2 separate regions of the Mus musculus genome follow, and region 2 is linked to region 1. The links are chromatin loops, found by intact Hi-C in ENCODE. Cell type or tissue: left cerebral cortex. All regions are shown on one strand.

Evidence for each region. A loop is a pair of places that touch in the nucleus more often than their neighbours do. Peaks named below come from ENCODE experiments on the same cell type or tissue, not always from the same donor. Only the 100,000 strongest peaks of a DNase experiment are listed, where the experiment ranks them.
Region 2: it touches region 1 in a loop (8-fold over the local background); 3 of 42 quality-filtered maps call a loop at or near these places.

Annotation. Positions count from the first base shown.
Region 1 is chr16:60,603,520-60,608,519 of GRCm38, forward strand. Epha6 (Eph receptor A6) reads right to left here and starts at 2,012. Exons shown (of 18, transcript NM_007938.2): 1 at 1,345-2,012. The coding sequence starts at 1,729. Gm9017 (a long non-coding RNA gene) reads left to right here and starts at 3,197. Exons shown (of 3, transcript XR_384917.4): 1 at 3,197-3,311. In left cerebral cortex, CTCF peaks have their summits at 1,708 and 2,992; DNase peaks (open chromatin) are centred at 1,216, 1,785, 2,101, 2,953 and 1 more place; H3K4me3 peaks cover 3,865 bases; H3K27ac peaks cover 2,967 bases.
Region 2 is chr16:62,411,726-62,416,725 of GRCm38, forward strand. No RefSeq gene overlaps it. Among named protein-coding and RNA genes, the nearest start is that of Gm33797, 58 kb to the left of the region's middle. In left cerebral cortex, a CTCF peak has its summit at 3,004 (motif pointing left); a DNase peak (open chromatin) is centred at 2,993.

The DNA.
Region 1 (5,000 bases):
GATGCAGTCTGAAGAGAGTGGAATTATAACTGTCACTTATGTGACATGTCAAACTCACAGGGATAACGTTTTTTTTTTTTTTTTTTTTTTTTTTTTTTTTTTTTTTTACCAAAAGAAAAATTGTGATTGCATTTTGTCAGATAAAAAGTAATAAGTAAAACACATCAATAGTATTGCTTATAAACAGGAACATCTGGATAACTATTTCCTTTCTAGATAAAATAATATGGCCATACGCGAGTATAACAAAAGTAAGCCTTCGATGTTTGGCTTGTCTTCCCTCAACCTCCTACCTATCACACACAAAGCACACTATAATCTGACCTCTATTTGTACTTTCAGCTAATGTTCTCTAGAACATTACACATAGATCTTCCATAATAAATGGAAAACGTAACTGATCAACACTGTATTACATTTGAAGTCTGTGTAGAGAGTCTTTGCTAACAGGTGACATATTGGTGATCCTACCGTATCAGTGAGAGCATCCAGCCAGGTACCTGCTGGAAAACTTTTATGGCTGTTTGATACCTAGTGTAAAATCAATCAAGAACATGCAGGTAATGTTTTCTATATCTTTAAACATGCATAGCAGGGATCAAAATAGATACATCTCATGGAAGACTGAGTGGAAGTAAAGAAAATATTCAAATATTTTACATGCTTCTCATCATTTTTTTCCCTCACACAATGTTTGCCTTCCTCTTTCCACTATCCACTGATAAAGTCCTCTAAAAATTGGACAGCAACTAGACTTTATGAATCGATTATTCATAACTTGGAATTTCAGATTTAACACTTGTTTGCCCAGTTCTTTCAGAAGAGAGAAGCACTAACAGCGATCCGTGAGCATCTGTTCTATGGATATTTTCACGAAGTAAATGGTAGAGTTCAGAAACTAAGATAGGGTAAGGTCGACCCATAGTTACTGGAGGAAAACAGGCTGATCATTGGTTACAGGTGTATAGAAAAAAGTCATGACCTTTTTTTTGTAATCTGCTGTGGAAGAGAATCCACACGTTGCCATTTAGTGAAAGATCTCCATGAAGCAGTTAGGTCTGTGCCATGAAGCTTGACCTCCAGTGGAGACTGCGCAAGTGGGAGCAATCAGGCAACTGCCAGGAAGGAACCCAAGTGCTGAGGATGTCTGAGCTTCAGAAAGAATTCAAGAGACTGAAGAGATCAAAGCCCCAGGGGCCCGCTGGACCCGGGTGGTCTAATCAGGGCTCCCTGGAACTCAGAGTGTGGCAAGTCCAGAGGAGCTGACCCAGGGACAAAGTTACCTGCAGTAGTGGACAAGTGTACTCGGGGCACCCTCCTCCAACCCTTCTGTTTGTCCCTTACCTTGGTTGGAGACGTGACTGCAGTCGCCGGTCCAAGCCGTTAGCAGGGGCAAGAAGAAACCAAATTGCAAAAGAAATTCCCGGACTTCGCAGCCCCCCATGGCTCTGGTTGGTTCTCTTCTCCTCCTTAAAAAGAAGTGGCAGCAGCGCAGCCAGGTGTTCCTAGTAGCGTGGGGGTCCTGAACCAAGCTCTCTTCTTCTTCCTCCTCCTCCTCTTCCTCCTCCACCCGGTCCGCAGGGGAAGTCCCGGGGCGCCCCCCGCGCGAGGCCCGGTGCGCAGGGCACGAGGGTCCAGGCTGCCCAGGTGCTGGAGCAGCTGCTTGCGGGGACGATGCTGCCTGCGCCGCCGGGGAGCTCCTGGCGGCTGGAGGCGAGGGGAATTGCATCCACCACCGTGTCCCGCTCGAGCGAGGACTATTCACTTGGGCCCAGGAGAGCGCGCGCGCAAGAGCGAGCTCAGGCTCTAGTTTGGGGGAGGGGATGGTGGACGGGGGAGGGTGGCTCTAGGCCGGTACTGGGGATGGGTAGGGACGTTTGGACGGGTAGTGAAGGTGCAGTTCTGGGGACCCAAGTGCTCTCTGCATCCAAGTGGGCACTTACAGACCCCAGAGCAGAGGAGGCACAGCAGATAGTAAGGGTAGTCTGGGCATCCAGAACTTTCATGTGTCTGGTGTCTGGGAAACCCAGCGACTGAGGCTCAGCGGGATCTCAAGTGGTCCCTGGGAGGGGCGGACTGAGCACTCAGCCTCTTGACTGAGTAGCCTGGGCTGAGTGTCGCCTCGTGACCACCGACTCGGCGGCATCTGCGCCGCCCCCCTCGGCCGTAGCAGCTGTTTATTGGGTATCACGGAAGCTACCTTAGTCCCCCAAGCACTTGCGTCCCCCCTCCCCCATGTAACGATGTGCTCTCAGCTCTGGACACCACCTTTCCCTTGGAGACATTTCTGCTACCAGAAAGGGTGAGGGTTGCAGGTCAGCGCTCCTGGCCCCGGGGCACAGCTTGGCGAAGGTAGTGGTCAGCCCTGACGTGTCTGAGTGCTAGCCTCCCAAACTTGGCCACCGAGGTTTGTGGCCACCTCTCCCGTTCTGAGTCCTTGGAAAGCATAGGGAGAGAAGAGGCTACAGAGAGGAGTCACTGAGCGCTGGAAGTCTACTGGTGCCTGGCGCCTTGGCTTCCCCAAGTCTTAGCATTCCGCATAAGGTGGTGACTTCGCCATGGAGGTCATTAGCATCTTCATAGCAGCTTTGGTGCGGGGCTTCCAGGGGCCTGGATAAGTCTGCCTTTCCGCGGTGGCGTCGGGCTAGAAGCTGGGAGCAGCCCAAGGTCTGAGCAGTGCGTGGTCAAGTCCAAGGCAGCCCGCGGGGGCCGGTGCGCTCTCCTTGCTCCGGATGCCCCTTCTCAATACCCTGTCTCCCAGGTCCGGGCTCTCCTAAGCCGGTTCACTGGCTACTTACTTGGTGGGACCCCGCCCTGGGCCGAGGCACGGGACTAGCTGATGGGAAGTGGTGTTGCCACCTGCAGTCTCCAAGCTGTCGCCCTGCTGCCGGCCGAGAGGGGTGCGTGGAGGGCAGGGCCCTAGAGCTCTGCTGAGCTCGGTGGAGCCGAGCGATCTCCCGTCTGACAGCAGCTGTGGCTCGGGTGCAGCCAATTCGGCGCTAGAGGGGGTTAGTAGACAACAAAAATTCCTCCACTGCTCGCAGGTGGAAGAGCAGGCTAAACCTGCGGAAAAAGCTGAAGGATGCTTTCAGGTTAAACTTACAATGTTTGTTAAGGCGCTTATCACTGGCGTTGGATTTTCTGTAGTGTATTTGTTAACATTATTATCGTTTTCTTTATTGAAGAGGAGCAGATTATCAAGCCTGAGTAAGGCTTTTTTTTCTTTTTCTTTTTCTTTCTTCAATAGCACTAGGAAGGGTTTTTGATGACGCTGGAGAAAAGTGAAGCGAATTTCAGAGGATAATTTTCAGGTGGGTGGAGGGTTCAGGTCGGGAATAGTTGTGACAGGAACCTTAAATGTTGTAGGTCTAGGGTCAACGTTTTACCAGGAATGCTGGAAATGAAAGCAGGGTTTCCTCGGATTTCCGCGCTGCTCAGTGCTGTTTGTGGCTCGGATCCTAGTTTAAGGATTTCAGTCCATGCCTTACAGTCAATCAGAAGGAAAGAGAGAGGAGCAAGGAAAGCTCAGAATCCAAAAGAGTAATGAAACGTGCAAGTGGGAACCACAGGGTAATGACACTTTCTGATTGGTGGCTACTCTCACGCTCATTATGAATTCATACACAGCTTGTTTTCAAAGATGTCCATGCCAATTTAAATGCGTGCAAATCACACCTACAAAGATGGAGTTCCTATACTCGTGTTTACAGTAGGGTAATCTGATTTCACTACTCATATTTCCAGTGTTACTGATACTAACTAATGACATAGGTGCTTGTAAATTCAATTTAGTTTACTCACTCAGGTGTAAGGTAAAACTCTACATGAGTGCAGCACCTGGCATTCTGCCTATCTAATGATTTCAGAGTGTATAACGAATATGTTGGTGGACTGATGATAAATCATAATTCTTTTGTACATTTGCTCAGTGGAAAAATGAACATAATATCAGTATCACATTTATAAATGAACATCTAAACTCAAGCTTTCGTGTTTTATTTGAATGGTAAATTTGAAAGAGTTGGTTATAAACAATTGAACTGTAAGAAGCTTTTCTAAAAATCATATTAAATGGGAGTGATTCTAATGAAAAGAAAACGAAGAAAGGAAAAGAAGAAAAACAAAGGTGTGTGTCACTTCCCAAGTCTCAAGCTCAATTGCACAGCAAAATGCAATGTATGAAACAGAAGTTTCAACATAACTCTGACATTTGAGGGAACTGAACTTCTCCTGTATCAGCTGTTTGCCTTGTCTGAATTATTTGTTTAAATACGCCATGGTAGAGCGTCACAGAATATGTATTGTGTATGCAGATGATGACTGTCTTATTAATTTTAGCTTTTTAAGAAAAAAAACTTCAGGATTAAGCACCTGTCATATGTTTAGAAATACTCTGATACTGTCTCTTACTGTTTTTTTTTTTTCAGAGATAAAGACATGGTAGTTTTTGTCATGACCATTGATCATAGACAGTCTTAAGGACATTCTTTTAATAGAAGAGTGAGCCATGACTTGGAGTCTGTCTATTAATTCCAACTTGGTAGTAACATTTTTTAAATAAATCAATTTGTCCATTTCTATCCTCACCAAGTATACATACATGTATTACATTCTAAAGGTTCCTTACCAAGAATATATACATATATACATTCTAAAGGTTCCTTACCAAGTATACATACATGTATACATTCTAAAGTTTTTTTTTTTCCATATGCCGACTTTTCTCCTCTCGGGGGAGAGTTAATGGTAAACTATTTTGTATGAATAAAAATAATGTGCTTCATAAACCTGCCTTGGAGTACTCAGCCCTAAACTAGGTGGGACATCTACATCAAACTCCTCCTCTTAGAGGTCAATGAACCTGGTGGAGGAAGAGGCAGAGTATAAGAGCCAGAGGGGAAAGAGGGCACAGAGATAATAAGGCCCTCTCAACCAATATGAGCAGAACGCATAGGAACTCAGTGAGACCCCATGCAGCATGCATGGAGCCTCTGTGAATA
Region 2 (5,000 bases), 1.8 Mb after region 1:
ACAGAAAAAGAAAATCAGATCTACTGTTAAAGGGGCAGGAAAGCACTTCATTTTTATATTTCCGTGTGACATGAAAAGAGATAAGCAATTTTCCTGCTGATATTATAACCTTCCTGTGAAGCTTAACAAAACTCCATCTGCCTTCAGAAATGCAGAGAAAACTCACCTGGGCCAGAACACCTCCTGAGAGGCTGAAGCAGAAGAATAGTCAGTTGTTGGTCACTCTGGATTGCGGGATTTTGCTGAAAAGACCCTGATAGAGCTGTCTCTTGTGAGACTATGCTTGGGCCTGGCAAACACAGAAGTGGATGCTCACAGTCAGCTATTGGATGGATCACAGGGCCCCCAATGGAGGAGCTAGAGAGAGTACTCAAGGAGCTGAGGGGATGTGCAACCTTATGGGTGGAACAACAATATGACCTAACCAGTGCCCCCTGGAGTTCGTGTCTCTAGCTGCATATGTATCAGAAGATGGCCTAGTTGGCCATCAGTGGAAAGAGAGGCCCATTGGTCGTGCAGACTTTATCTGCCTCAGTACAGGGGAACGCTAGGGCCATGAAGTGGGAGTGGGTTGGTGGAGGAGTGGGGGCGAGGGTATGGGGGACTTTTGGAATAGCACTGGAGATGTGAATGAAGAAAGTACCTAATAATAATAAAAATAAAATAAAATAAAAAGAAATTCACTTACAATGGATTCAGGGTAAAAGAGAAGCTACAAAGAAAAATAATGAATTGTGAGCCCCCAAAACACTTTTCTCCCGTCTTGTTCTCAACCCAATGAGTGACCACGCCTGAGAACACAGATGAAGATCGCCTCCAAATTCTGCACAGTTGTCGTTTAATATTAATGTATAGTAACAAAATAACGAATGTCACAAATCAGCTTACTTTTCAAGTACACTGGTAGGTACATCAGGTAGAAAAGTCGTTTAGAAAGTGAGAAAATCTCTTCTACAGGCTGGAGATGTTCTGGGGGTTAGAAGTCTGTTAATAAATTCCAAAAAGAGCATGCTAATAGTGCCAACGATGTTACATCAGACACAGAGATAGAAAAAAATGTCTATTGACAGAGTAGAAGATAGCTGATGTTTATTTGGCTCTAAACCCACAATATTCTGAGTTCTATACATTATTAGTCAGTCAGCCATCCTTGGAGAAGGTTCACCGTCATGTGCGGATTCTTTCCAGGAATTTTCATGAATGCAAATGAGAAAAAAAAAAGGAAAAAAGGAAAGAGAGATGGAGGGACAGAGGGAAGGTGGGAGGTAGTGAGGAAGGGAGGAAAGGGAGGGAGGGAGGGAGGGAGGGAGGGAGGGAGGGAGGGAGGGAGGGAGGGAGGGAGGGAGGGAAGGAGGGAGGAAGGAAGGAAAAAGAGAAGAGAGGAAGTGGAAAACAGGAATGGTGGACAATGGCTTTTTAAAATCAAATTTCTACCATAACCTTAGCTCAATACAAAAATGAAAATATCTAGCTTTTTCTAGTTATTTCATTTTTGTGAGATTTTTTTTTGAGGTAGTAACACTGGAAATTGGTCTCATGGCCTCATGTGTGCTAAGCATTTAACTATCTCTGTAGGTCTGACACTAGTGCCACTGTCTTGAAACAAGCCACTCCAAGTTTCTTGACCTTCCCCTAAATCTCACATTGAGTTGGATAAACAGATGGTTCTACATAGTAGATTTTACCTTCTGGAAAATAATTTACAATTTTTAGACCTCTTTGGCGGATGTGTGGTGCCTGAAACAGTAAGACAATGATGGAGCAAGACCACACCTTAACCAAAACTATTTACTTACGTAAATCTTTTTATTCTTAGCTCAATCTTGACTTCATACCACAACCAAGAAGATTTGCTTGTGGGAACAATAGGATCTCTTTGTCCTGGTTTCCAAAGTGGCCACATTGAATAAATACCCTCCTCTTTCTTTCCACTATTACTTACTGGATTCATTGCTATCAGAGGGAGTGCATGCAGGTCCTGGACATGAGAGAAGAAGCTCTGCATCACCATGCTAACCCATTGCTTATTCCTCTTCTATGCCCTGGTTCAGGCCAAAGAAATTGAGCTGAGACTTCACAGAAAGAGAAGATGTGGAACCTGTTGCTAAAGCGTTATCCCCATAAATAGATCCTTGCTCATGGATTCTAATATTATTTATTGCTAACAAATTTCTATTATGAAATTTATGGGTAACTGAATGTAGAGTGGGAAAGAGAGAAAGTAGAAAAACATAAAAAGGAAGAGGGGGAGAATGATGAAAATAGGAGCAAAGCCAAACTGGGGGCGGGGAGGAAGAGGCTAGGAGGAAGGAAAGAGAGAAAAATGGATGGAAAGAAGGGCTTAGTCAAAGACTACCGTTATGTTCAGTAGCATAAGTTCATAACTGTGAAATTGCAAACAATTTACATGCTTATGACTATTTCCCATATGTAGAATATTCTTCAGTTGGTAACACTCAATTGATATCTTTCCAGGAACATCTACAACAAATTTTGGAAAAATCAGTTCTTAGGGTAGTCAGAAACAGAACATCAAAATATCTGACCAAGACAAGTATTCCCTTCTGCTATAGGGAAAGTAGGACAATGTGTAAAAGTGCATTATCATTTCATTTGGGTCCCAAGGCAATAATAACATTAACAACAACAACAACAAAAGATTTATTATGCACAGTCACTAGGCTAAGATTTCATGGAACAAACAAAATAACTTCACGGTTTACTCCTGTCACCATGCCAATTTGTAGAACAGTGTGATGTCATGAGTCTATTAACTGCTAGAAAACTTCATGTTAATGTCAAAATCCAAATCCAAAGAGTTGCACCAAATCACTCCAATGGGAATGCAGGGACAGTGGACTTATCCAGCCGTTTTGATTCACACCTTTCTTTATCTCAGTGGTACTTCATCCTGTCAGTGTGGTTAACTCAAGGGACATCTGCAATGATGGAGACCTTTTTTCAATTGTCACTCAGTTGGGAGGGTGTTACTGACATCTAGTGGCCACATCCCAGGAGTGCTGCATAGTAGTCCATGATCAGGACCACCTAGAAGTGGGGAAAAAAAATCATCTTATAAAAATCCACTGTGGAAATGTCTACTGTATTGCCTGAATTGAAATGCATGTGGTTTTCAGTTCCTCAACAGCACATTAGTCAGATGGATTATGACAAAGTCCAGATTTGGATCTGGATGTAGTTTTGATTGATACTAATGTACACAAGGGAAGAAAAAAAAGTGTATGAACGTAGAAGAAGAAACAATGGTCTTTGCATGAGCCATTTTCAATTATAAATTTAGAAGATATGTAGTTACTACAGACACTGGAGTTTTCTGGACACTCATTATATTTTCAGTGTAATAAAATCACTACCAACACCATTACTACCACCACCACCATAACAACAACAACAACACACACCACCACCACCACCAGCAGCAGCAGCAGCAGCAGCAGCAGCAGCACCACCCCACACAGTGGTTCAAACTTTGTGCTTCAGTACCTGATCCTGCCCCCCCTCCCCCCGCCCCACCTTCTCTCTCCCTCCCAGGTCCCTCCCTCTCTCTACCTCTCTCTACCTGATTATTTTGTTTCCCCTTCTAAGTAGAACTGAAGCACCCACACTTTGATCTACTTCATATGGTTTGTGGGTTGTATCATGGGTATTCTGACCTTTTGGGTTAATATCCAATTATCAGTAAGTACGTACCATTTGTCTTTTTTTTTTTTTTTTGTGACTGGGTGACCTCACTCAGGATGACATTTTCTAGTTCCATCTATTTGCCTGTGAAATTCATGAAGTATTTGTTTTTAATAGCTGAGTAGTTCTCCATTGTGTAAATATACCACATTTTCTGTATCTATTCCTCTGTTACGGGACATCTAGGTTGTTTCCAGCTTCCGACTACTATAAATAAGGCAGCTATGAACATAGTGGGGCATGTGTCCTTGTTATATGTTGGAGTATATGCACAGGAGTGGTATACCTGCATCTTCAGGTGGGAGCAGAAAGGAGTAGGACAGAATGTCAGGAATTTGAGAGGAGTGGGGGATGGGAAACTGAGGTTAACCACTAGAAAGTTCCAGATGCTAGGAAGGTGAGAGGTTCCCCAGACCCAACTGGGATGACATTAGCCAATACCCAACAAAGGGGAGATAAAACCTGTACAGACCATATCTACTGGATAGACACTGCACCCAGTTGAGGGATGGGACCACACACAAATTTCAAAAATTTTAAACTAGAATTGTTCCTGTCTAAAGGAAATGCAGGGACAAAGAGTGGAGGAGAGACTGAAGGAAAGGCCATCCAGATACTGCCCCACCTAGAGATCCATCCCATCAAACCCAGACATTATTTCTGATGCTAAGAAGCTCTTGCTGACAGGAGACTGATATAGCTGTTCCCTGAGAGATTGACAGAGCCTGACCAATGCAGATGCAGATGCTTACAGCCAACCATTGCACTGAGCATAGAGACCCCAATGGAAGAGTCAGGGGAAAGAATGAAGGAGCTGAAGGGGTTTGCAACCTCATAGGAAGAACAAGAATCTCAACTAACCGGATAACCCCCCCCCATCCCAAAATCCTAGGGACTAAACTACCAACCAAGGGATACAAATGGAAGGATCCGTGGCTCCAGCCGCATATGTAGCATAAGATTGCCTTATCTGGCATCAGTGGGAGGAGAGGCCCTTGGTCCTGTGGAGGCTGGATGACCAGCATAGGAGGATGCTAAAGTGGTGAAGAGGGAGTGGGTGAGTGGATGGGGCAACACTCTCAAAGAGGCAGCGGAAGAAGGGAGGTTTCCAGAGGGGAAACTGGGAAGAGGGATAACATCTGAAATGCAAATATATAAAATAACCAGTAAAAAAATTAGAAAAAAACGTGAAAACAATACACTTGGTTACATAATCTTTGTTTTTTTTTTTTTAAGAGCTTTGTGCTTCACTTGAATGACGAATTATAAAGGCTTGCCTCGTCTACAAGCAGCTTGTC